Regions from separate parts of the Homo sapiens genome. Here region 1 is linked to region 2. The links are chromatin loops, found by intact Hi-C in ENCODE. Cell type or tissue: sigmoid colon. All regions are shown on one strand. Links, peaks and the distances in the headings refer to the core of each region. The heading gives the core; the rest is flanking DNA. Region 1 has its middle 18 kb from the start of IRAG1. Region 2 overlaps IRAG1 (inositol 1,4,5-triphosphate receptor associated 1).

Evidence for each region. Hi-C counts contacts between places; a loop is a spot of excess contacts. Peaks named below come from ENCODE experiments on the same cell type or tissue, not always from the same donor. Only the 100,000 strongest peaks of a DNase experiment are listed, where the experiment ranks them.
Region 1: a loop joins it to region 2, with 1.8 times the contacts of the local background. A loop is called at or near these places in 3 of 110 quality-filtered maps.

What each region holds. Positions count from the first base shown.
Region 1 is chr11:10,705,309-10,718,057 of GRCh38, reverse strand. No RefSeq gene overlaps it. Among named protein-coding and RNA genes, the nearest start is that of IRAG1, 18 kb to the right of the region's middle. In sigmoid colon, for the core only: no CTCF peak of the experiment used is centred there; no DNase peak of the experiment used is centred there; H3K27ac peaks cover 589 bases.
Region 2 is chr11:10,640,773-10,653,521 of GRCh38, reverse strand. IRAG1 (inositol 1,4,5-triphosphate receptor associated 1) reads left to right here. Exons shown (of 21, transcript NM_130385.4): 2 at 1,340-1,497. Among named protein-coding and RNA genes, the nearest start is that of IRAG1, 47 kb to the left of the region's middle. RefSeq lists enhancers at 11,339-11,518, 11,539-11,588. In sigmoid colon, for the core only: no CTCF peak of the experiment used is centred there; DNase peaks (open chromatin) are centred at 5,811, 7,340 and 10,997; H3K27ac peaks cover 698 bases.

The DNA.
Region 1 (12,749 bases), core at 2,220-10,219, 65 kb before region 2:
AGATACTCCATTCTTCAAATGCTGGACATTGAAATTGGGTTTTGGTTTATTTGTTTTTTTCTTTTTTTTTTTTGTTCATATTCTCTAGGATTTTTGTACCTCTACTGATGAGCTACAATCCAGAGAGGCTTTGATGAAGCCATTGGCCTTCTTTTCAAATGGAGTGAAAAACTTGCCCTTGTAACCTAATTGTCAGGTCCCCCCTTAGTATTTGAGCTTTGGGAAAGATTGCTCCCAATCCCAAATTCCACAGTCTAGGTAAGTCCAAAGCATTCCCCAAGTCTACTGTGACTCCTCATGGTGCTTATCCTTCTGGGCTCTTGCAACTGTGCAAGCCATCTCTGATCCAAATGCTCATGTTTCCTGTATGCACAATTCATCCCTTCACTAGGACTACAAGGAATCCACTCACAGGGAGTATTTATGAACTTAGCAGAGGGAGGGGGTCACCTCACAAACCCCAAAGCCTTCTCGTTGGTGTCTCTTTCTTATTTCTGTCATGTCTTCCTCCAGAGTGTTGTCTCCCTTCCTCCTTTACAACACAGAGCTGTCCCCCACCTGACACCTCTTTCCCAGCTGACACTCAGATCTTTGAAGCTCCTCTTCTTGCCCTAATAGTTCTCAAGGTGTTTTCCTCAACAAAACCATTTTCTTCCTAGAAAAAATTCTAAAGCATCAACTCTTACAATAATAAAAATTTCTCTCTCTGATTTCACATTTCTCATACGCAGGGTTGGGGGTTTTAAGAAATTCCGTTTAGCCATTAGGATGTGATTTAACAGGAACCCAATTCAAAGTGGCCTAAATGATAAAGATTATTGTTATCTCACATAATTGGAAGGCCAGAGACAGGTTGGCTGCAAGCTTCAGGGCCTCAGCTCTATCTCTTTTTTCCGTTCCAGGCTTAGTCTTGGACGATAGCAAGATGACTGCTGCAGTTCTAGGCTTCGTAGCAGACTCCACAATGTGCCAGACAAGAAGGGATAGTCTCTTCCCATAGCTCTTCTTTATAGGGAGGAGTCATTTCCCAGAAGTCCCTGAGCAGACACTGCCTTCCCATCTCATTGGCCAGGTTTGGGCACATGTCTAAACCCGTGGCTGGAAACCGGGGTGGGATCTGTGACTCGCTTAAATTAAGCAGGAACAATTTTCTGCCGCTGATGGGGTGTGGAAGGCATGCAGTGAAGCATGAGGCTGTATGGAGGAGGATGGACATCCCAACAAAGATGGGGCACCTCAGCATTCCTGCTGTTCTGCCTCCTGGCCCTGCCTGATGGCAGTTTGTCCTCCCCCAGTATCCCTGTCTGTTCCTATACCCGCAACCAGAGGGGAACCTGCCAGACCTGAATGTCTCTGTCTTTACAGGTCTCATCCCACCTCTGCACCAAGGGCAACCCATCACCTTCCTGGAGTAAATTATTCTTATGATTTGAGGAGTTCGTATTCTCATCTGTTTTTCTGTTTACAACATGCTAGCAGCCTTCTGCAAGTAATTGCATGAAATATTTTTTGAGAGAAGTTACAGGCATTTGGGGGATTCCAAAACTTCCAGTTCATATAAGCTCATAAGAGTCTTTATTTTTTATCTGTATGTATATATTTTTTTGCCTTTCACTGGTTAGGACAGTGGTTCTCAAATTTCCATGGGAATTTCTTAGAAAGCCTGTTAGAAACGACTGTGCCCTCCCCCACTCCCTGTCTGCAATCTGGAGTAGAATCTAGGAATGTATATTTAAAGTATGTATCAGAGGTGACCACATGTTGAGAAACACTATTTTAGGAGAAGGCATACCAATCGAACCCTGCTTTGATAGATTACTTGAAGAGGGGGAGCAATTCTAATTTCATATAATTTCATTTTTGTTTAAACGAGGGACTTGAGGAATGCAAAAGCAAAGGTAATATGAATTTTAGATCATCAGGACTTTTTTTCCTTTAAGTACATTTACAACTCAGAAAACAAATCTCTCACCAGGCTGTCTTCCTAACTAGACTTCAGGATGTCATTTGTTCGGATGAAATGGTAATTGCTTGTTTTCCAAATGCCAAGTGTTGGGCTGCTTAAGACCTTGAACAGTCTGGGCCTGGAGAGAAAAGACTCTGGTACTTGGAGTATTTTCAGGGTGTTGAAGTCCCCGAGTTGGTCTTCCCTGAATAGGTTTGTTTCTTTATAAATGGGGACCTCTCCTTGTGAATTAGGTCAAGTTAACATGGACTGCAAACTGGCTGCAGAGTCTGCTTCTGGGGTTCTGCCCCTCTTGCTCCATTTCCCGGCAGAGTTGGAAGCTCCCAGTGTGGAGGAGGGGGATACGGTAGAGAGGCAGTGAGTCACAGAAGGTGGCCACTCTCAGCAGGTCAGGGAGCAGATGGAATCAAGGATACTCCAGGGTAGCCTCCATCTTTTGAGTTGGAACTGGGCAGCTTTAAGTTTCGACTTTCAGGGTGTGGAGATGGAGACTGGAGATCCTCTTCCCCTTTGGAGAAGGTTCCCAGCACTGCAGCAGCAGAGGGAGCATCTGAGAAAACAGGCAGAGACATGAAGAAAGACATGCAAGGGGCCGAGGCCTTTCAGTCCCTGATGCCTGGTCCCCCTCTGCCAGAGAACATAAGCAACAGAGTCCATTTTAGAAGTCTCTCCATGGCTGTTATGGGGGGACTGGATTGGACAGAAGCAAGAAACAAGGAGACTAGTTGGGAGGAAGTAGAAAAAAGTATATGCTTATTGAAGGAATGAATTTTGTGCTGTGATATTAAGCTGTGGCTTTGGGTCCCTGCTTTGGGCAAAGGCCACTTGCACCATGTTCCTTGGGGACTGCGGTAGGCCATCAGACTTCTGGAAGAGTAAAACCCTTCTCTTCCTGCTCTCCTCCACTGACCCTGTAGATCTCCACTCTTCCTCTTCCTGGGAAGTCCCTGTGGCTGTAGCCCCTGAGATCCCATCCTGCTTTTCTCTGTGCTCTCTGGTGTGTTTGGAGCTCACTCTCAAGCTGGTATTAAGCCTGGTTCTGCTTTGGTGAACCCCACTTCGTTGCCTTTTGTAGTCTGAGCGTGTCTTGCTTAATAGCAAACACTATTTTTTTTCATAGCCTGTTTGGCTCACACCACATTTTTAGCCCACCAGAATTCCCACCCCACCCCTCTACATCCACATTTGAAACACAGGCAGGTAATCTCTGGGCCATGGGGTGACAGCTTACGTGCAGAGCCAAAGTGGCTGCCAAAGTCTATACACCTTTGAGGGGGTTACCCACTCTCCTCAGGCCCTTGCTGCTCTCAAGGAACCCACCACCTAGGTGCTGTGTCCCCAGAGTTCTGCCCTGCAGTTTTCCAATCCCAGGATGCTTAAACATTCAGAAAAAAAAACAGGCATTATTCCTGTCCGTGAAAGCTGAGGGAGGTCTCTAGCACCCTCAAAGCTAGCTTTTGGGCCAGGCATGGCGGCTCACGCCAGCACTCTGGAAGGCCAAGGCAGAAAGATCACTTGACACCAGGAGTTTGAGACCAGCCTAGGTGGCCGGGCGCAGTGGCTCACGCCTGTAATCCCAGCACTTTGGGAGGCCCAGGCGGGCGGATCACGAGGTCAGGAGATTGAGACCACGGTGAAACTCCGTCTCTACTAAAAATACAAAAAATTAGCTGGGCGCAGTGGCGGGCGCCTATAGTCCCAGGTACTCGTGAGGCTGAGGCAGGAGAACGGCGTGAACCCGAGAGGCGGAGCCTGCAATGAGCCGAGATCGCGCCACTGCACTCCAGCCTGGGCGACAGGGTGAGACTCCATCTCAAAAAAAAAAAAAAAAGAAAAAGAAAAGAGATCAGTCTAGGCAACATAGCGAGATCCTATCTCTATTAAAAAAAAAAAGATTTTTTTTTTTAAAAACTAACTTTTGGAGAATCTAAAGCAGGCTTAGATGCTTTGCGAAGATATCTTTTTCTTCTACTCTAGAAGAAGGAAGGAAGATCACAAAGGAAGGCTCAGATCCAAAGTGAATTCTTTGTCTAGTGCATGGTTTATTTTAAATGGGAAAGTTCAAGGTTACAAAAACAAATGATTTGTATGGGGCATTTGTGAATTCTGAAGCATAGATATTTCTTCATGTTTGAAAGATGTGCTCAGATATTTGTGCGATTTTTGTCATTGTTGAAATAAAAGAGGTAGTGAGGCTGTGGAACATTGCACTTAGCATGATGTAAAAAATAAATAAACAACAGTACAGGCCCCAGTGTCCCAAGGAAAGGGAGAAAATGTGGTCCTGTTTGGTCTTCCTCTCACATGGTCCCGGAACACCTCAATGAAAAGTCTCTTCCTGACATACCAAACCGTGAGTTGGATGGCTTTACTGATTGAATGGAATAAATTGGCCAGGTAAGCTGTTGTCAAGAAGACTGACCTGCAGAAGTGGAATGCTTACTTTTTCTTTGTCCTTAACTATTGATTTTGTTAAAATCTCTTTATATGACCTTGGCGTTAGATTGCATTGACTTGATTAGATAGCTTTTGGAAATGAATTTCTTGGGGAAAGAATTGAATTCAGTGTCAGTAACTGGATTAAAGGAAAGAGATGGGCCTTGGGGTGTTGAGGCCTAGCCCTACCATACAGCACCCGTATGATCTTGGATAAGGCATTTCAATTCTCTAAGTTTCATTATCTTAACAGGAAAATGCAGACCAAACTCTTTTTGTGAATATGCTTTGAGAGTAGATGATGTATATAAATTGCCCTCTATGGTATCTGGTATTATACAAAGTAAGTCTTTGATATTTGCTTGTTTTCCTTTTCTCCTCTGTTCCTCTTCCTATCTCCCTCTTCAACTTCTGCTTGTGTCCAAGATGTTCATCTTTAGCACCAAAGGAGAGATGTTTTTCGAGGGCATGTCTCAGAAGCTGAAAGACTGGCTGACTGGTTTCCTTCAATGTTTATGACTTTCCCATTGGACTCTGAAATGTGGCTCTGAAAATCTTTGTGTCTGTAGCTGCATGTCAGCATAAATACTCACACTTGATTTTTGGAATTAAGGTAGAGTGGAAGAGAATATGAGCTCTGGAGCTAAACTATCTGTGTTCAAATTCTAACTTTGCCACTTACATGACCTTGCATAAGTCACTACCCTCTAGGTGTCAGTTTCCTCATCTGTAAAATGAAGATAAGAATAGCATTTAACTTACAGAATTAACATGTGGTGAAACAGCTTAATATATATAAATACTCAGAACAGTACCCAGCACTAGAAGTAGCATTTGAATGTTGGCTACAGTGATGATGATGGGATGGTGATGATGATGGTGGTCTCCCCTGTTAGACTATAAACCTGAGGCAGGGAGTATGTCTAATTTGTGCCCCATGCCTAGCACCCAGCACAAGGGCTTAGTCCATGAAGGAGACCCTCAGAAAATGCTTGTGGGATGAATAAATGCCTGCATGAATTAATAATATGAAAATAATAAGGGATCAGTGTGCCAATAAGGCAGACGCATGTGGGTGCTTCATATGTGTGTATTTTCCTTCTGGGTGAGAGTTCTTCAAATATTCTAGTTTCATTGTGAAATTTTTGGAGGAATTAAACCCAAAGAGCTTAAAAATGTATAAGATTTGCATTCAGATTCCATGGCAGGGACTAAATGCCAAGGGTTGAGCACCTTTGTAGGGCAGGGGCACTCCTGCATAAGGCAGGTCACAGCCTGGGATCAGACAGGGATTAATGTGGGTCAGGTGGGATGGATCCTGGAGAGGTGGTCTTCATGCCATCCAACCAGGACCTGGAGCATCCTGGAATCATAGGAGTCTGACCTGAGGCTAAGCAGGACCCTGGGAATGCTCTCACTCGCGTGGCCCCTGAAGAAACCATGATCCCAAAAGCCACGAGCCATGCAGGACCTCAAGAGCTTGTCTGTCAAGTAGAAGGAGAGTGCCATCTGTCATGGTAGGCTGGCTTTGAGAGGGACAATCTTCAGGCCATGTGAGTGGGATAGGGTCTCAGGTATACCCAAGCCCGAGAACAGACACAGCATCTCAGATTCTGATGGGGTAGGGGGGCGGTCATATGATCCTATCCAGATCCAACACTGTTATCATCCTTAGATACGGGTTCAAATCTTGGCTTTCACCATCTATGAGATCTTTGAACCTCAGTTGACTAATTTATAAAATGTGACTCATAATGACACTTAGTAGGTACTCAATAAATTCATTAATTCATTCAGTCAGTCAGTCAAGAAACATTTACTGAGTGTTTACCTATGTGCTGTTGTGGGCACCAGGAATACAACAGCTGACAAAACAAAGTTCCTGCTTTCACATTCTTGAGGCAGAATATAGACAACAGACAAACAAATATGTAACATATTAGATAGCAATAAGTGCTATAAAGGAATAAAAGAGGGGATGGAGTGACAGGGTAGAAAGTGATACTTTAGATTGGATGGTCATGGAAGGTGACCCTGCATAAGGTGACATTTGAACAGAGACTCAAGAACATGGAGGGAGTGAGCCCAGCAGATAATAACTGGGGAAGAGTATTCCAGGCAGGGGAACAGTAAGTGCAAATGTCCTGGGAGTGGAAGATCACTTGGAAGAGCAGTGAGGAGTGAGACTGGAGATAAAGTCCAGGAAACCAGGATTAGATCATGTAGGGCCTCTTAAGCCATGGAAAAGATGCTGGCTTTTCATACTGAGTGATGTGGGAAGCTATTAGAAGGTTATGAGCAGGGGCCGGATGCGGTGGCTGACGTCTGTAATCCCAGCTCTTTGGGAGGCCGAGACAGGCAGATCACTTGTGGTCAGGAGTTCGAGACCAGCCTGGCCAACGTGGTAAAATCCCATCTCTACTAAAAAATACAAAATATAGCCAGGTATGATGGTGGGTGCCTGTAATTCCACTTACTCGGGAGGCTGAGGCAGGAGAATTGCTTGAACCTAGGAGGCAGAGGTTGCAGTAAGCTGAGCTTGCGCCACTGCACTCCAGCCTGTGACAGAGTGAGACTCCATCTCAAAAAAAAAAAAAAAAAAGAAGTTTAGGAGCAGGGAGTGACATGATCTAACTCATAATGGAAAAGAATCAGGCCAGGCACATAATCCCAGCACTTTGTGAAGCTGAAGCAGGAGGAAACAACCATCTCTACTAAAAATATAAAAATTGGCCGGCCATGGTGGCACATGCCTATAGTCCCAGCTACTTGGGAGGCTGAGGTGGGAGGATCACTTGAGCCCAGGGAGGTTGAGGCTGCAGTGAACGTCACCATTGCACTCCAGCCTGGGCAACAGAGTGAGATCCTGTCTCAAAATAAATAAACAAATAAAAGAATCACTCTGCCTGCTCTGTGGGGGCAGGGGAGCACTTAGGAAGCAATTGTGTTGATTACGTGGCAAGAAATTGTGGTTGCTTACACTAGTAAAGATGGTAAGAAATGGTCAGATTCTGGATATATTTCTAAGGTAGAGCAAAAGGACTTTTTGATGAGTTCCCTGTGGGTTGCGTGGGGAACTGGAGGAAAATCACAAATGACTCATGTTTTGTGCCTGAGCTACTTGAAGGATGGACTTGCCATTGACTGAAATGGAGAAGACTGAGGGAAAAGCAGGTATTAGGGGTTGGACACGTGTTAGAAATGTCTATAAGATGCCCCGAAAATGTATTGAGTAAAATAGCACCTGGGCGTATGACTTTGGAGTTAAGGGAGAGGTCCAAGCTGGACATAAACGTTGGAGAGTTTTCGGAATACAGATGGTATTGAAAATCATGAGCTTGAATAACATCATCTTGAGAGTGAGGATAGAAAAGAATCTGGGTCTGGGGCCCAAGCCCTGGAGCTGCCAAGTGTTGCACATGAGAGAGATGAGGAACAGATACATCCTTCCTTCCCCCACTCCTCCTCCTCCTTCTTTTTCTTTCTTTAATTCGGTTAGCCTTCACTTGAACAAATCTGCTTACAAAGCTTCTTTTGGGTTTGCTCTTTAAAAGTAATATGTGCACTTTTTAACTTCAAAGACTTTTAAAAAGAAAAAAACACCCAACTCTGGGCTGTGGAAGAAGGCCTCGTGGTGCAGGCATTGAACCAGCAAGGCCAGTGCATCTGGAGATCAAGTTCCTTTTAGGATTAGTGAAATCGAGCTTTTGTTAGCATTCATCTAATGGTGGAATGTCAACGTGAAAACCTCAGAAATCCTTTTCTGCTCCACATCTCTTTCTTTTTTCCATTTAACAGAAAAACTATGTGAAGCCAGAAGGGAGAATCTGAGAAAGATTTGACTCTTCCTTAGTGAGATAAACAATCTGTTGTGTCATGGCACCAGCATAAAAATCCTGTGTTTGAAGAACAGGCTGAAACACAGTGTTTCTCAGGATAGTTTAGGAAAGGGCAAAGTAGGGATAGCTCAACTCCTGTGATAAAGATCTTAGGGTCTCAGTGGACCATAGATTTCCCATGAGCCAAGTAATGACATGGCTGATACAAGAGCAAACACAATCAAAGTAGTCTAGTGTACTGGCCATAGGAAATCAGAATCCCCTGAATAAAGAGGATGCTGGTTGGATGACACAAGCAGTCCACGATGCTATTCCAGGCATTGCATTATGAGAGGGACTTTGGCAAAGTGTGTGGTGTTCAGTGGAAGAGACCCGCATGGGACAGGTTTTAAACAAACAACAGGAGTTTGGCTTCAGCTGGAGCCTTGGGCATGCTGTAGTCACTGTCTTTAGATATTTGCCAGGGAATGAGGGAGATTGGTTCTGTATTACTCCTTAGAGAGAACTAAAGGAGAGAAAGTGACATAGAAGTTTTTATGGTTGGAATGGGCTTAACATAAAGGAATGAGCTCTCTCGCCCTTTCTCTCAAATGGAGGATAAGTTAATCAATAGTCAGGGATGCTGTAGAGCAAAGACTTTTAGGTGCGGGCCAGTGGATGAGCCTCAGGAGGTCTGTAAATCCCATGAAAGCACAGGCCAAATGGTATAGGCATGTGTGTATTTTTCTGGGGAGGAGATTCATAGCTTTTTGTCAGATTCTCAGAGTTATGGGACCCTAAAAATGTTAAGAAGGTCTGCCACAGCAAATACCTGTAAGCTGCAAGGTTTGAACCCTGTGGTCTCCTTAGACTAAGTTCAATGGTTTTAACTAGCTTGAATAACCCCCATTCCCTGGCTGAGTGGTTCTGTGGAAAGAACATTGACTTTGCAGTTGGACAGATTTCAATTTGAATTCTAGCTCAGCTACCTTCTACTTTTGTGACTGGGCAAATTGCTTAACTTCTCTTCAGTGTCTTCATTTGTAAAATAGGAATAATAAAATCAATCTCACTGGGCCATTAAATCACATAATGCAGGTCACCTGGCACAGTTCTTAGCTCATACCAGGAGCTTAGTAAATGCGAGGTCCTTTCCTCGCTCCTTTTCTCTAACATATTTTATTGCCTATCCCACCTACGGCCACCCTGTTTATCACGTGGTCCAAGATATGGCTATCTGGTCAGAGAGGGATATCTGCCTTAAAGGTAGCTAGTAACTTTGGAGACTTGGCTTAAACAGACAAACCAGGTCTTTTTTTTAATCTGAAACAGGAGATAGCTGTCAGAGGGTCGGGGCAGGAGAAGGCTAGAGCTGAGAGGCCATGATGGGCCATAGCAATGTGAGTGTGCAGAAAAAGCCGGAGAAGAGGTAGGAAGAGGAGGAGGAAGAGGAGGAGGAGGAGGAGGAGAAAATGGATTCTCAGAGAGAAGGGGGAGAGAGAGAGAGATTACATGGCCTGTGAGATCACATGGTGTGTGGGAGACAGGGACGCAGACATTCACACAGATTAACAGAGTAAGGGCTTCAGTTCCTGACAGCCCTCTGCTCCCTCAAGGTCTGGGTGTACTTAATTACCAGTCCTGGGTTCTGTGGGGGTTCAGTTATCATTGGCACAGGCCCCTTTAACACTTGAGCCAGCCAGAGTTGATTTCTGTTCTTTGCAACTCAAAGAATCCTGCACTCTCCCCATCAATTCTGCTATTGGGTCCAGCAGAGTCCGCTCACCCAGCTGGCCCAATCTGGAATCCCTTCCTCCTCCCTTGATTTTCCCTATTCAACTCAACACTCAAGGCCCCACTGAAGCTTCTCCCTCTGTCATGAAGCCATTCCTGACCACTCCGGGAGCCAGAGACCTCTTTTTCCCAGAAGCTCCGCTTCTACAGCTTCTGAGCTTCTACAGCTTTTGTAGCATTCCCAGCCCTGCCCCATCTTCGTATGGGCAGGCTGGGTAGAGGTTTCCTTGTGGGCAGAGTCCATACCTCATTTCATCCTTGCCTGGCCTGGTCTGTGCCTAGAACCAAGCAGAGCCCAGCAGGCAAGTAGCCATTGGCTCTATTCACTCAGACCCCAAACTGGCTGCACCTGGGCCTCTCCTCTTACTTAGCAAGGATGTGATTTCAATTCCTGTGTTCCCATGCTGTTTCTGGTGTTCTTGAGGTGTTCCCTCTGGTGTTCCCTATTGACTCATTTTCTCCATGCACAATTCAGCTCAGATCTCCCTTCAAAGACCTGGAACCTATCTCTCCATGCCCAGTAACTAGATTTTTTATTCTTCCCAGTTTAATTCAGCCAACATTTTCACTTAACATGTATTAGATGTTAAACTAGGCACTGGGGCTATTGCATCAGGAGGCAGTGTGAGCCACTGGTTTTGGGTGCTGGTTCTAGAATTTGACTAACTGAATTAAAATCTAAGCTTGCATTCTGACAGCTGTAACCTTGGTCAAATTACTTATCATCCCCAACCCTTAGTTTCCTCACCTTTAGAATGGGTTGATATTCATAACAACAACATGCCTGCCTTGTAGGGCTTTAGTGAGGATCGGATGAGATTATCCATATGAGGGGCTTAGCCCAGTGCCTGGCTCATAATAAATAATCAATACATCACTGTTGTCATTGCTGTTACTATTATTATTATAAAGATGCATTGCCTGGGTCCTTATCTTTGAGGACCTCACAACCAGGTAGAGGAGGCAGAAAAGCCCCAATATTAGGCCACTGACCATTGTCCATGTAAAATAATAATAATAATAATAATAATGAAAGAAAAAAAAATAAAGTTCTAACATCAGACGATAGGTGTGCAATACTGAGTTTCTCTTTGGTGTGCTCCAGCATTCTCATGGGCTACGAATGGGGTAAAGACAGGCTGAGATACTGATTCCTATCTGTTCTTTGAATGTATTGGTAGGGTGTGGGGCTACCACAATCCCCAGCTGACCACCTGCAGCCATGAACAGTCTTGTTCACTCACCCTTGTGAGCAGGTAGACAGCCATGGAAAGCTCTGCTGTAATGATGTGTGTGAGCACAGGGTGCAGGGGAGCTCAGAGGAGGGAACAAACTCATCTACCACACTTCTCCAAAGAGCAGTGCTGCCTGCTCTGAAATCCTCACCTGGCTTCCACCTCATTTCGGGACTTCTAGGTCTCCCTGGTATCACAGTTCATCTTACATATATGACAGTCCATGGTTGCTCAGCGAATGATGAAGTGACCCTCACAGCCTTCACCTCCATGACCTCACGAAACCCACCGGTCTACTGACAAGGCTTTCTAAGGTCTGATAGCTTGTTTGCAATCCTCATCTCCTGGGCTCCCTGCAGTACTCTACAGGCCACCTCCTCCTCTTTTCCATGTACTGACAGCAACTTCCTGTCTCTTGCCAGTTTTTTACTGGCTCCTCATTTTTTGGTCCTCTGTGTTGATTTTCCCCTTTCTCTCTTTCCAAGCCTTTATTATGTCCTCTCTCTCTCTCTTTCTCTGTCTTTCTGACTTTCTTCCCTTAGCTCTCTTTTCTCTTACACCCACCCTAATCAGTTTACAAAGGCCTGTGACTGAAAGCTCTCCTAGAAGTCCATACTTCTGAATTCGATGTCACCAGTCTGCACCTCTCTTAAGCCACAATCCTTGTCACTCTGCATTTCTAACCATTTGCTGGGCCTCTCCATCTGGGCCTCCCACCAGCATTTCAAACTGAACTCATATCATCCTTAACCAATGCACTCCTGCTCCTGGCTTCCTCAGGGCATTAACTTCTCTCTACCTGTCCAGAGATCAAAACTTTGGAGTCACTCACTCTGTTCTTCCCATTTCCCACAAGCAGTTAGGGCACAAGTTTCTTGAGTCTCTCTCTCATCTGCCCACCTCATCACTGTTGTTCCCACTTCTCTGTGGAGCTTCACATGTTCAACTGTCCAAGTGTCATCTCTACTTGGATGTTTCACAGTCAACCAAACTTAACATGTCCAAAATAATACTCTGAGTCCATTACTCCTGTGTCCCCGGCTCGCTCCTCCCAGGCTTTCTCATCTCAATAAATGATTTTACTTTACATCAGTTGCTCAACTGGTCATCCTGGATATCCTTTTATTTCCTGAGGGCCACATCTTTATGGGGTATTTCAGGAGCGCCCAGGCTAATGTTCAGCCCATCCACCCCACCATGGCTATGAATTGTTCAAATATTAAGGTACTTCCCTGCCAGTTGCATATTGCTGCTGCCCTGAGACCTCTCCCTATCACCCCAGTCACCCTGGCCCCTTCCCTAGGATTACCTGGACCTTGTCATAGTTTGGCAACTGAAGGATTGATGCCTGGTACTGCTGGGGACTTCCAGGACCCAGCTCTAGCAGGACAGTCACTGTTACCCATACTTAGTGGCTAGTACCCCGGCCATAACAGTTGCCAACTTTCTTGAAGGCAATCCCCAGTGTTACTGATTTTGAAGATGAGGAAACTGACCTTG
Region 2 (12,749 bases), core at 3,028-11,027:
TTGCTAGTCTCCTCTTCTAAGAGGAAGCAGAGGAGCTAGACCCATTGGCTCAGGTCTGTTGGCAGGATCATACTCCTAGGCATCTTGACAGACAAGAAGCACGAAAGAGTAGTGGAGCATGTTTTCAGTTACAAGGAACAAAAACCCAACACAAAGTGATTTCAACACCAAGAGGCTTAATTGTTCATGTAACCAGCTAGTCCAGAAAGTGTTCAGGCTTCAGGCACACTTTAATCAGGGCTCCAGTTCTGTTTCTCTGCAGGTCCCTTCGCTCTGCCCTCCTCTGTGTGTATCATTTAGATTCTGTCTGGCTTTCCTCATGGAAGCAAAATAGTGTCCGTAGCACCAGGTCTCATATCTTCACACTCCACCACTCAGAGCAGGAGAAAGCATCTGGTCCTAGAACACCACTTTAAGCTCATCGATGTAGGCTGGGTCCATTGTCTATCCCTGAGCCAGTCACTGTGGGAGGTGGATGAGATTATGCTGATTGCAGTCCCAATCAGCACTGGGACCCCAGTGCCCCCAGGCTGCTGCACCATGGGGAAGGGATAGCCTGGCTTCTGGGAGTCAATCTAAGGTTGCCAGGGGTGGGCACAGGGCACATGGAATTCACCCTGCCTGAGCCCCCAGGTTTTAGTAGGGCTGGTGTAGTCCCCATAAGGGCTGAACTCAAATGAGAGAGCCTGTGCTGAGGGTCAGAAGAGCATGAGGGGAGGTGTCAGGGAGGAAGTCAGGAAACAGCACCTCTTACTCCCCATCCACATGGCTGAGGAACACTGTGTAGTATAGCAGAAAAAGCCCCAGCCTCAAAATCAGGAAGATCTGGGTTCAAATTATTGGTTCTCTGTATGATTTGGGGCAAGTGACTTTCACTCTCTGGGGCGGTTCTCTCATCTGTAAAATGGGAATATTAATGCCTACATCAGAGGTCATCTTGAGGATTCAATCAGATGATGGTGATGCTCCTAGGACAGGGCCTGGCACCCAGTAGGTGCTCAGTAAGTGGTAAACAACTGCCAATGTGATCTCAATGGAGTATCTTCCATTAGCTACAGCTTTGAGGAGTTCGAAGCACATTTCTCCCTTCTGGGATAGCTGTGTTTACTGTAAAGACCAAATTAGATGCAAAATCTCTAAGGTCACCTCTGACTTTGTAAACAAAGCCAGAGAGCCGGAGGAAATGAAATTCCAAATGCCCTCTCCTAGCCTGGTTTGACCTCCGGTGTTGATGCAAACTCAAGCCGGCTCTCACTGTGGCTTGTGGCTCCGGGAAATGGAACCCAGCTTGGGACAGGGATGGGAATGGATTTGACTTGTCCTTTTGGCATCTCCCCAGCCTGTGGAGCCCAGGCCTCTTGGAGCATCTTTGGGGCTGACGCAGCGGAGGTTCCGGGCACACGTGGCCACTCCCAGCAGGAGGCTGCCATGCCCCACATTCCCGAGGACGAGGAGCCCCCCGGAGAGCCACAGGCAGCCCAGAGCCCTGCCGGCCAAGTAAGTGCCCCCTCCCTGCCCTCAGCTAGCCTGGCTGGGGGCCAAGCCAAGCACCCTGGGCTGAGGCCACAGCTTTTAGGCTGGCCAGAGGGTTTGCTGACAGCTCATGTAGGTTGCAGTGGGTACCTGGAGAAGGTGTGTGGCTTCCATACTGAGGAATCAATTACTCTGAGTTGGTTTGAATTGACCGAGGCCCCAAATATTCTGGGTATAGAACCAACCATCTAGGCTGTGTCTGACTGAGGCCTCAGAAGTCAAACCACAAACCATGCAGGCTCCCTCTGAAACCGGAGAAGGACTTATATGAGAACCATTAGCACTGAGAACCTCTTATGTCAGGTGAGTGGGCACGAGAAAAGGCCACTTAAAGTGAATCCACTTAAAATGGAGATCAAAATTGTATAGTAAATAGCAAAAAAGGTTTTCAGTGAAATTTTATTATAGAAAGGAAATGATGAAAGCAGATTAATTTAAAGAGACATCAAGATTTTTATTGTACAAATGAGGCATTCAAAACAAGCTATTTTTAGCTATACAGATTACAAAATATAGGTTATGTGCTAATTTTCAGATTGAAGAAAGAATAAAATGTTGATTTTGGTGTGGGTATATTTATTTATTATACCAGCAAAGTGATCTGTTCACATAGTAACTCGCTCTTCACATTTTACTTTACAGCACCTAATTAAGAGTCTACGTCTGTTTAATACTTAAGGGCTTCATCCATTTCCCCAAGGATCTCTTTCAGTCCCTCGATATTCAAATTATTCCCTTTTGAAGAACCTATTTGAGCATCATCCTCGTCGTATTTTCTTCACTTAATTGATAAGCTCTATCTGATCTCCTTGGTCAAAGACCTTGCATGTAAAATTCTCCATCACTGTTTTCTTTGACTTCATGAACTTTGCAGTTGATTTGCATTGAAATGGTATTGTCCTGTTATATCGGACAGTCATCCAAACTGACCTGAGCCAGGTGGGATAGACGCTTTTTAAGTGAGGGAAGAATCTATAAGTGGAGCATTATTTTTACAAAAGGGCAGATTCTTAGTGAGTATTTTCATGTTATGATGGCATTTGTTTTCTGACACATTACGACTCTGGGAACTTAGATAGTAAACACTTAGAAAAGAATGGCCCTTTGTATCTGCATATCCCAAGCTCATCGGATTAAGATGTTGCAGAACTTGGCAGCCTTAGGGGTGAGGGGGTTGTCCTTCCCTTGAATGTCTAAGTGACAGTGGGCCAACCCCCTAGCCCTTCAGCCTCAGGCAGCCCAGCCCAGGGTTTTATCAAGTCCAGGCCCCCATTCTGGGAAATAGTGGGTCCTGCTGCTGAGGGTGCCAAGTTCCAAAAGCTTGGGGATTAAGGAAAGGAGAGACAAAACACTCACAACTGCATTCAAATGCGACTGCTTCCAGACCCTCAGGCCATGACTTTCTTGGCCTCTGTCTCCTTAGCATCCCTATTTCCTCGCCCTGGACTCCTCTGAAAATGGCCATCCCTGGCCCCTTCTACTTTACTAACAATGGTAGTACCCTTGAATCAGATTCTCAGGCAAAATGTAGCTCTTAAATCCTGGGCAACTCCCCCAAACAGCTGCCCCAAGACTAAAAGCATTCCTAAAATATAAGATAATAAAAGATCAGCAAAGATGCACCCCTGCTGTCAGTGAAGACAGGCTTTTATATTAAATTCTTCCTGCTTACAATGCTTTATAATTAAAAGTTCTTTCAGAGTATATCCTCAGGAAACATAAAACAAGACAACATAGACACCTGTCACTTAGACATTCAAGGGAAGGGCATCTCCCCACCCACAAGACTGCCAAGTTCTACAACATCTTGATCCCATGGGTTTGGGATATGGAGATCCAAAGGGCCATTCTTTTTAAAGTGTTTGTTACTTAAGTTCCCAGAGTTGTAATGTGTAAGAAAACAAATGTAATCATAACATGAGAATATTCACTAAGAATCTACCCATTTGTAAAAATAATGTTCACTCATGCATTCTTCCCTCATGGGTCCTTCTGCTGGGCCCCAATAATGCAGAAGCTATCAGTACCTGCAAACATTCTCTCTATAGTCTTGATTTCCCATGGGCACAGAGAGAATCATGGCACTTGAAGGGCCTTCAGAGACCATCCGTTATTTAATAAGAGTCTGGTTCTGGCTCAGGGTCACAGGGAGACTGAACTTGTGGGGAACTGGAATTTGGAGCTCCCACTAGCCAATCAGGGATCGCTTACTCTCAACTTTGTGGCAGGCAAGCTCATGGAACCCTCCCCCCATTGTGGCAACCTCTAGAAATTCATCATGCCAACCTAATGGCACTGTACCTATATGCATTTTGAAGCTGTGATGGTTAGGAAGGCCAGCAGGAATTCAGGGGAGCCGGGAGCCGAGAAGCCCAGGTCCTATCAGGGAGGATACCTAGCACAGGATTTAAGAATGTAAACTGTGCAGTCATACCAAGCTGGGCTTCAATCCCAGCTCCTCTACATTCTGGTCAAGAGACCTTGTCTTGGCCAAGAAACTTTGAGACCAAGTCTGTTAACTTTGCTGTGCTGCTGGTTTCTTATGTGTTACCCAGTACAAGGGTTAGTTGCTGCCTCCTAGACTCTGCCTGTTCAGCCCAGCCCTCAAGTGCCTTCTATAGCCTGAGGGACCATGAAGCTGGGGCAGTTCAGACCCCCCCAACCAAAGGCCACATCAAACTCAACTTTCTTTTACCCTCTTCCCTTACTGCCACGCCCTGGACATTTCAAAGCTTTTCAGAAGGCAACCAGGCATGGTGAGTAAAGTGCTTCTCCCACTATTGCACCCACCAGACCACCCACATTGGGTTTCTCAGGTAGTCACGGCCTCGGGAGGGTCAGGCCTCAGGAGCTGGCCTGGAGCCTTCAGGGGGCTGGAACCTGAGTCCCTGGGAGCATCCGAGGCCAGGCAGCCAAGGAAGCGGGGTTGGCCAGGATGACTCGGCTGGAAGTCCCAATCCTGCCTGAATTCCCAGTCTGTGAAGCAGGCAAAGAACAGAGCATCCTTCTAAGTTTACAGCTCCCCGGGGTCCAGCCCTAGTTGTGATTCCTCAGGTCCCAGCCCCTATTTCCCATCACTGGCATGAGCACTAGCCGAGGCCTTCTCACACACAAACACAAAATCTGTAGGACTAGATCCTGTTTCTCTTTCTGCACGTACACACGCATACACACACACAGACACACACGCAGATACACAGGCATGCACAGACAGACGTACTCTTCAGGTCCTTAATCAGAAGCTGCAATCAAATACCACAAAAAGCCCCCCAACAATGCACTTTGTAAGGCTATGTCCTGAGTGGGGTTTTCTGCATTGGCCCTTGAACAGGGAGAGACTCAAAGGGAAGAGTTTGTAGCCAAGGGGTTCTAGCAGGAATAGAAGCTGTCAGAACACAAGCCTGGGACCTGAGGGGACCACAGAATGACAGACTGCCAGTGCTAGAAGAATCCCAGGTCACATCTAAGCTCCGCCCAGGCAGGCAAAGCTCTCTATAACGTGAGCCCCACTCAGTCACCCTGGGAATTTTTTGAACACCAGATTCCTCAGCCATCCAAGACCTACTGAATTGGAATCTCTTGAGGTAGGTCTTAGGAATCTGTAGGAATATATCTTTGTATTTTTGAGACAGAGTCTTGCTTTGTCACCCAGGCTGGAGTGCATTGGTGTGATCTCAGCTCACTGCAACCTCTGTCTCCCAGGTTCAAATGATTCTTGTGCCTCAGCCTCCCGAATAGCCGGGACTACAGGCCTGCACCACCACGCCTGGCTAATTTTTGTATTTTTAGTAGATATGGGGTTTCGCCGTGTTGGCCAGGCTGGTCTCAAACTCCTGGCCTCAAGTGATCTGCCCACCTCGGCCTCCCAAAGTGCTGGGATTACAGGCGTGAGCCACCGGGCCCAGGGTAGGAATCTGTAGGAATATTTCTATAATGAAAAGCTCACCGCCTCCCAAGGAAGCCTGTGCACTGGTTGGCCAGCTCTGTCCTGGTCAGGCTGGAATCTGCCTCCCCCAAGACTCTCCCTCGGTTCTGCCCTCCATACAACCTATAGTGGGGTGAAATCCTACAGATGCAGAAAGGCAGTTCTGAGTCTTCTCAGAGTCTCTTTTTCTCTAGTTTCTTCAGTCTTTGCTCCCATGACAGTGTTCAGAGCCTTCCTAACCTCCGCTCAGGACACATACCAGCCCATCTCCGCCTTACTGTAGGGCCCCAGACCTGGCCCCAGGCTCCAGATGCAATCTTACCTAGGCCTAGATGAGTTCCTGGACTGTGACCAGCAGCCACAGTAGGAAGCTGACTCACCCAGACAGTGCAGCATCCTCTGAAGTGCCTTGTAAACCTGAGGGTACAAAGAGGCTCATGTTAGCTGTAAGAGCCCAATTTTCACCGGCTCTAGCTTCCACCTGAACAACTCCCATCCTCCTCCAAAGGGTTTTAGAAGCCCCCAGGGGCAGGTCAGTGTGAACTCATAAGCAGACTTCACCTCTTCATATCACCCATTCCAGCACCCAGCTACCACCTCCCCTGTTCCCCTACCTCCGCTGCACACAAAGCCACTTAATAATAATAGCTAACCCTGTGCCAGATACTCGTCTACCATATTAACTCATTTAACATATAATTAGCCTTACGGTAGGTATTATCATTCCCATTTCATAGCTGAGGAAACTGAGGCACAAAGAAATTAACTACCTTCCTCCAAGGTCATACAGCTCATAAGTGGCAGGCCCAGGATCTGGGCCCAGGCAGCCTGACCCCAAAGCCCATGCTTAGTCCATACCCGCACTGAGCACTGTTACTGCCCCTGGGTCCTCAGTGAGAGCTCTGGGACCTGGGCCAACAGTACGTTGTCCTGTGTTCCCAAAGCCACTCACCTCAGAAGGGCCAACTTCAGAGCTCGCTGTCAGGGGAATGCCAAAGCACCACCAAACCCCTTCTGCCTGCCAGCCCCTCAGGAGCACAAGCTCGTGGGGCCAGCAACCAAAGCTGCATGTCACATGCCTGTCTATGCCCCTTCCTCATTCTCCTTCAGTCAGGTAATCAAACAGCCCAACTTTAACTTGAGTGGGCTGTCTGATTGCTTAGCTGAAGGAGAATGAGGAAGGGACATGGACACATTGAGGAAGGGGAAGGGCACATTAACTCCTAGAAACACAGGCCACCATGCTATTGCCTGGTTTAGGCCACATGCATGAGGCACTCTGGGTCTCTCCGAGCATCCACTTTGTGTTTCATTCGTTGATGCTCTAGGCAGACATGGATGCTCAGCCCTGTTACGCAGTAGCTCTTGTGACTTAAGGTCACTGCAGCACTCCACTGATGAGTGGCATCTGCACCCCTCCCCTCCCGTAACTTTTAAGTAACTGAGATGTGGTTGGAGTGTGCTCTGGAGAAGCAGTCTTGTTTGTGTGGCCCTTATAGGAAGGGATCTGCTTGTGGAGCACCTAGAACCTCTGGCTATGGAGGTGCTGGCCTTCCTCCTGTTTTGGCTCAGAAATAGGGACTGATGTAAGTGCCACCATAACAAATCTGGGGTTGGGTAGATAATTGGCTGGCTAGATGATTAAATGACTGCACTAAAGGGCAGAAGAAATGGAGGGAGGGCTAATGTTAGGAAGGGAGGAAGGAAGGGAGGATAGTAGATATGATGGATGAATGACTAGCTGAGTTACTCTCCTTGGAATAAAGCTAACACATACTGTGTTTTTCCACACTCCCAAAGTCTGTTGGCATGAGAGTAAAAACAGTGGACAAGGGTTGTAGGAGGCCTATCCTGGCTTACACCCTCAGTCAGTGGGCTGGGCTCAGAGCCAACCTGTCTGTCCTTTAAGAAGAGGAGGATGACCAAGCAGCCAGGGAGTTCCAGAAGGTACAGGAAAGGCTCATAGAAATGTAAGGTATAAGCAGCATGGCAGAGCAGGAAGAACTTGGGCTTCACATCCTTGACTGCTACCTTGGATAAGTGATTCCTCATTATTCCTTGCCCCAGTTTCCTCATCTAGAAACTAAGAGTTATAGGAATAGCCACTAACAACAGCTAACCTTTATGGAGAACTTACTATGTGCCAGGTACCATATTAGGCTTGTTTTATATGTTACATTATCTCATTTAATTCTCGCAATACTCCTGGGAAAACTATTAGTATTTCCAGTAACAGATAAAGAATTTAAGCACAGAAAAGTAATGTGCAGTGGGTGACATAGCTAAGGAAGTGGTTGAGGCTAAATTCAAACCCAGGCAGCTTGACTTTAATTACTGGAATAATATATATAAAGTGATGAGCAAAGTACTTAGCTCACAATAGGCGCTCAGTCCCTATAGCACAAAACGGTTTGCAAAAAGTTTCCACATGTGTCACTGCAAGTGCAATGACATTGCAAGTGCAAAACCACTGTGAGGTAGACAGAGCAGAGAGAGTCACCCCCATGAAAGTGCGAATTTAGAGCAGTTAGGTATCTTATCCAGATGAAGGGAAAGAAACTAACACACAGGTTCCTAGTGTTTTCTAGCATTTAACCTTCAGAACGCAGTCGTACATGGTAGTGATGACTATGCACATTTCACAGATCAGGATACTGAGGCTTGGAAAGGTTAAGCCAGTTGCTGAAAATCACATAATAGGGAAATAGCAAGGCCCGGATTCCACTGTCTCATGGTTGTAAGCTGAGGAAATGGGCTATAATTAATTGTTTTCCTATTTCTATTCCAAAAATACCCCATTATATGCAATAGAGTTTGAGCACAGAGGCAAGGGATGATTATTCACATACACATGGTAGGCACTCAATAAATATGGAATCGAGGAATTGAAGTACATTTACTCAGTCAATGTTTATTGAATTTGCTCAATAAATGTTTATTGAGCATTAACTAACTAAGGTCCTGCTCTCAGGAAGCTCACTTCCTGGTAGATTTACTACCAAATGCCAGTTCTGTCAGATCCAATTTGCTCTTGTGTTCTCCCACGGCCTTCTCCCATCAGGACCTGGAGGAGACTTGTTCTGCGCTGTCTATGGGAATATCTCGAGTTTAGCCATATACTTTACTGCTGAAGGCAGATTGCCAGCTTCTCTATCCATTTGACTCCTTTTGGCTGTTCAAGCCCTGTCCTCACTGGCCAACAGAGAGGTTCTGCCTGTACCTCCCTGGAAACTCCTTGGGAACCGTGTGCTGCCCGACTAGAGAAAAGGTGTGTGACCCAAAGGATCAATTATCTGTCAGGAATGAGATGAAGAGGAACCAGATAAAGCATGTAAAACACTTGGAACCTGGTAAGGACTGTGTAGAGTAGGGATCCCCCTGCCCCCCAGCTTCCCCAGTGAGAACCCTCATACGGTACCTCCCATGTGCCAGGCACTGCTCTAGGCACTTTACACATAGCAACCTCACGACAACTCCAAGACACAGGCATGATGGCTATCCCACTTTATAGATGAGAAAACAGGCAGGTAAGGGCACTATACTCACCAGAAACCAGGAAGTACTTGGATGCTCCCATCGAGGATTTTGAATTCATCTTCTCTGAGTTCATTTCTACTTATCTCATCACATCCTTTGCAAGAACAGCCTCAATTAAGGCCTTCAATAAAATAATTTAAAATAAATTATCAATAAAATATTAGTATCTGGTATACAAGATAATGGTAGCAACTACTGGGCACCTGGTATGTGGTCTAATCCCTCCAAGGTAGATATTATTATCTCTATTTTTTAGATGAAGAAATGGAGTCTCTGAGAGTTTATGTAATTGTCAAAGATCACCTAGCTGTGCTGTGGTCAAATAGAGATTCAAACTCAAGTTTCCCACTGATGTCATCCTGCCAGGTTTTCCTTCCTTTCCTGGCCCTAGCTAGGACACCAGAGGCCCCATGCATGGGAAACAGGTGCTTGATGCTCCATCATTATAAAAAAGAGCTCAAGAGGACAGTTCCACCAGGCTGGCCTCTAGTGGTTCTGGTCACAGGGTAAGAGCTGTGAGAATTTAGCGTGGAAGTGCCTAAAACAAGGCAGAAAGTGTTTTAGAAATGTTGACGGTTACAGACAGTCGGAAATGCATATAAAAATTGTTTTCCCTTAGTTCCTATTGTGAGCAATGAAACAGATTGCTGTTCTTTGTTTTTCTGTCTCCACACATCAGGCTATGTGTGAGCTACTTGCGGGCCACAGACTGTGCCTTTCACATGTGTATCTCCACCCATAAGCATAGGCTCCAGCATGCGGTCGGAGCTTAGGGAGGGAGGGAGGGATGGATGGATGGAAAGGTGGATGGATGCTTGATTGTGTTGTGATAGGTTGGGTAGATAATTGGCTGGCTAGATGACTAAATGACTGCATTAAAAGGCAGAAGAAATGGAGGGTGGAGTAGTGTTAGGAAGGGAGGAAGGAAGGGAGGATAGTAGATATGACGGATGAACGACTAGCTGAGTTACTCTCCTTGGAATAAAGCTAACATATATTGTGTGCTTTTCCACACTCCCAGAGTCTGTTGGCATGAGAGTAAAAACAGTGATGAACAAGGCAGTTGTTCTTTATATCTGACTTCTAGAAATAAATGGACAATGGCAGGAAAGAGGATCCACCAGAGGCAGAGCAGGCCCTTGGTGCAAGGGAGGGCCTATAGGGAAGACACCGGGGAGCCTTTGGGGAGCCAGGGAACTGGCCCTCTATGCTTGGCAGGGAGGAGCCCCATGTCCAGCAGAACTCAGCAGAGGCACTTCTGCTCTCTCCTGTGCCCCTAGGACTTGCCGCTGGGATAATCATTTTCTTTCAAGTCCCCAGAGAGTCCTTTTTTTTTTTTTTTTTTTTTTTGAGACGGAGTCTCACTCTGTCGCCCAGGCTGGAGGAGTGCAGTGGCACGATCAGGCTCACTGTAAGCTCCGCCTCCTGGGTTCACGCCATTCTCCCGCCTCAGCTTCCCGAGTAGCTGGGACTACAGGTGCCCGCCACCATGCCCGGCTAATTTTGCTTTTGTATTTTTAGTAGAGACGGGGTTTCACTGTGTTAGCCAAGATGGTCTCGATCTCCTGACCTTGTGATCCACCGAGGCCATGCCTCGGCCTCCCAAAGTGCTGGGATTACAGGCGTGAGCCACCGTGCCCGGCCCAGAGAGTCCTTTTATCCTGTTGTAAGAGCACTGGCTGCTTTTGCTGCTGGATCTCCTCTCTACCAAGGCAGTCCCTGTTTGCCCTCCAGGCTACAAGACAGGGATCTGGGGATACAGTCTCACAGCACGCACCCACCACCACCACTTTCACCGTCATTATTATTGCTTTCTCTCATTTAATACTTAAAACAAGCCTAGAGAATAGTGATTATTAGCTCTATGTAATGTTTTAGACCATGAAAGAGAAGTTTAGTAACTAGTAACTTGCCCAAGGTCACCCAGGTGGGATTCTGGTCTAGGCCTACCCGACTTCTTCACTAGCCCACATTGCCTTCCAGCAGGGTCCTCCTCTCCTGGGCTGTCTGCCAGCGCCCATCTACAGGATCTAAACCCCCCATGCCTGCCTGAGCTGGAGTGGGCTGGAGCTGGGGCTGGGGGTGTTCCTTACAGTTTCCTAGCCTGGGCCTAGCCATGTGACTCTGGGGAAAGGAAGCTAATATTCCCATCTATGACACTGGCCTATATTTATCCCTGTGCCCAGGCGGTTAGGAAAACTATTGTGCATTCCTGAGAATCTATGAGTGAAATAAACATTTAAATGTTTCTATAAGATTTATTTAAGGAGAACAAAATGTGGCCTGCTGGCTTATTAGAGGGTGAGCTTGCTGGGAGATGACCCAGCCCTCAGTGCTTGGCTGATTCCAGGGAAGGGAAATGGACCCCCAGGGAGGCTGGGCCCATGGAGGAGTGAGAAGGGCAGTGAGCCAAGGGCATCCTCTGCCCATGCTGTCCTTTTCTCCAGCTGTGTGTTCAGCCTTGTGCTGGTTTGAGGGCTTCCTGGAGGAAGAGGTACCTTCTGTGAAGGAGAGTGCAGCTTGGAAGAATAAGAGTGTCAGAGGCCAGCAGGGCACCAGGAACCAGGGGAGGTGAGACCAAAAACTGGGGATGCAGCTTTAAGAGTAGCGTGGTGTCGTGGGAAGGACACAGCCTGTGTTCAGTCACTTCCCCTATTTACAAGCGGCACAGCCCTGGACAAGTCAGTTTTTGCATTGATAAAGTGGAGATCAAAATAGAAAAGCAGAAGAGAAAAAAGAAAGATATCAATCTTCTACCCCATGCTCATGGCCTTCACTTTCATCTTCTCGTTTCCTCTTCACAATTCTATGAGTTTGGGAGGCATTATCACCCCCAATTTGTAGGTGGTGTCCTCAGGTTTACCCACTGAGTTTCTGGGAGGATTCGGTGAGAAAACACGAGGGGGGTCTGGGACAGGGCCCACCACACAGTGGGCCTGAGTAACTGCCAATTCCCTCTAGCCATGTTTGTTTCTGTGCTTCCATGTCTGTAACCCACAAAGGGCATTGATTGGTTTGAGAGGCAGAGGGTGAGAGGGAGTGGAGCCGGGTGAAGGTGGCCTTGGTGGTGGGTCCTTGATCACTTGGGCTTATGTGGTCAGATGCCCCAGGAGAGATGCTCCATTGCGCCGTGACCACAGTGGCTGGGCTCTCCCAATTTAACTCCAGATGGTTGAGGAGACCCAGAACTAAGAGCAACCATCTTTTCAAAACCAAATGCCAAAGTCATTAATTCAATCCCGAAGGGAATAATAAGGGAACATAACATCTAATGCTTAGTGAGCATTTGCTCAGTGCTAGGTGCACTTCCACAGGCTTGCCATCTAGGGCTGCCAGATTTGGAAAATGAAAATATGATTATATGCTGTACATGGTGGCTCACACCTGCAGTCCCAGCTACTCAGGTGAGAGGATCACCTGAGCCCAGAAATTTGAGACCAGCCTGGGCACATAGCAAGATTCAGTCGAGAGAGAGAGAGAGAATACAGTTATGTCCATGGAATATTTGAGACACACATACTAAAAATTATCTGTTGTACATTTGAAATTCAAATATAACTGGGGCATCCTGTGCTTTATCCAGAAATCCTATTTCTATATCAACTTGTTTAATTCTTATAACTACCCTGTGAGATAGTTCCATTATAGATTAGGTAACTGAGGCACAGAGAGGCAAGGTAACTTGCCCAAGGTTATCCAGCTAAAAAGTATACCATAAGGTAGTGTGGCTTCTGAGCCTGAGGCCCTGAAGCCC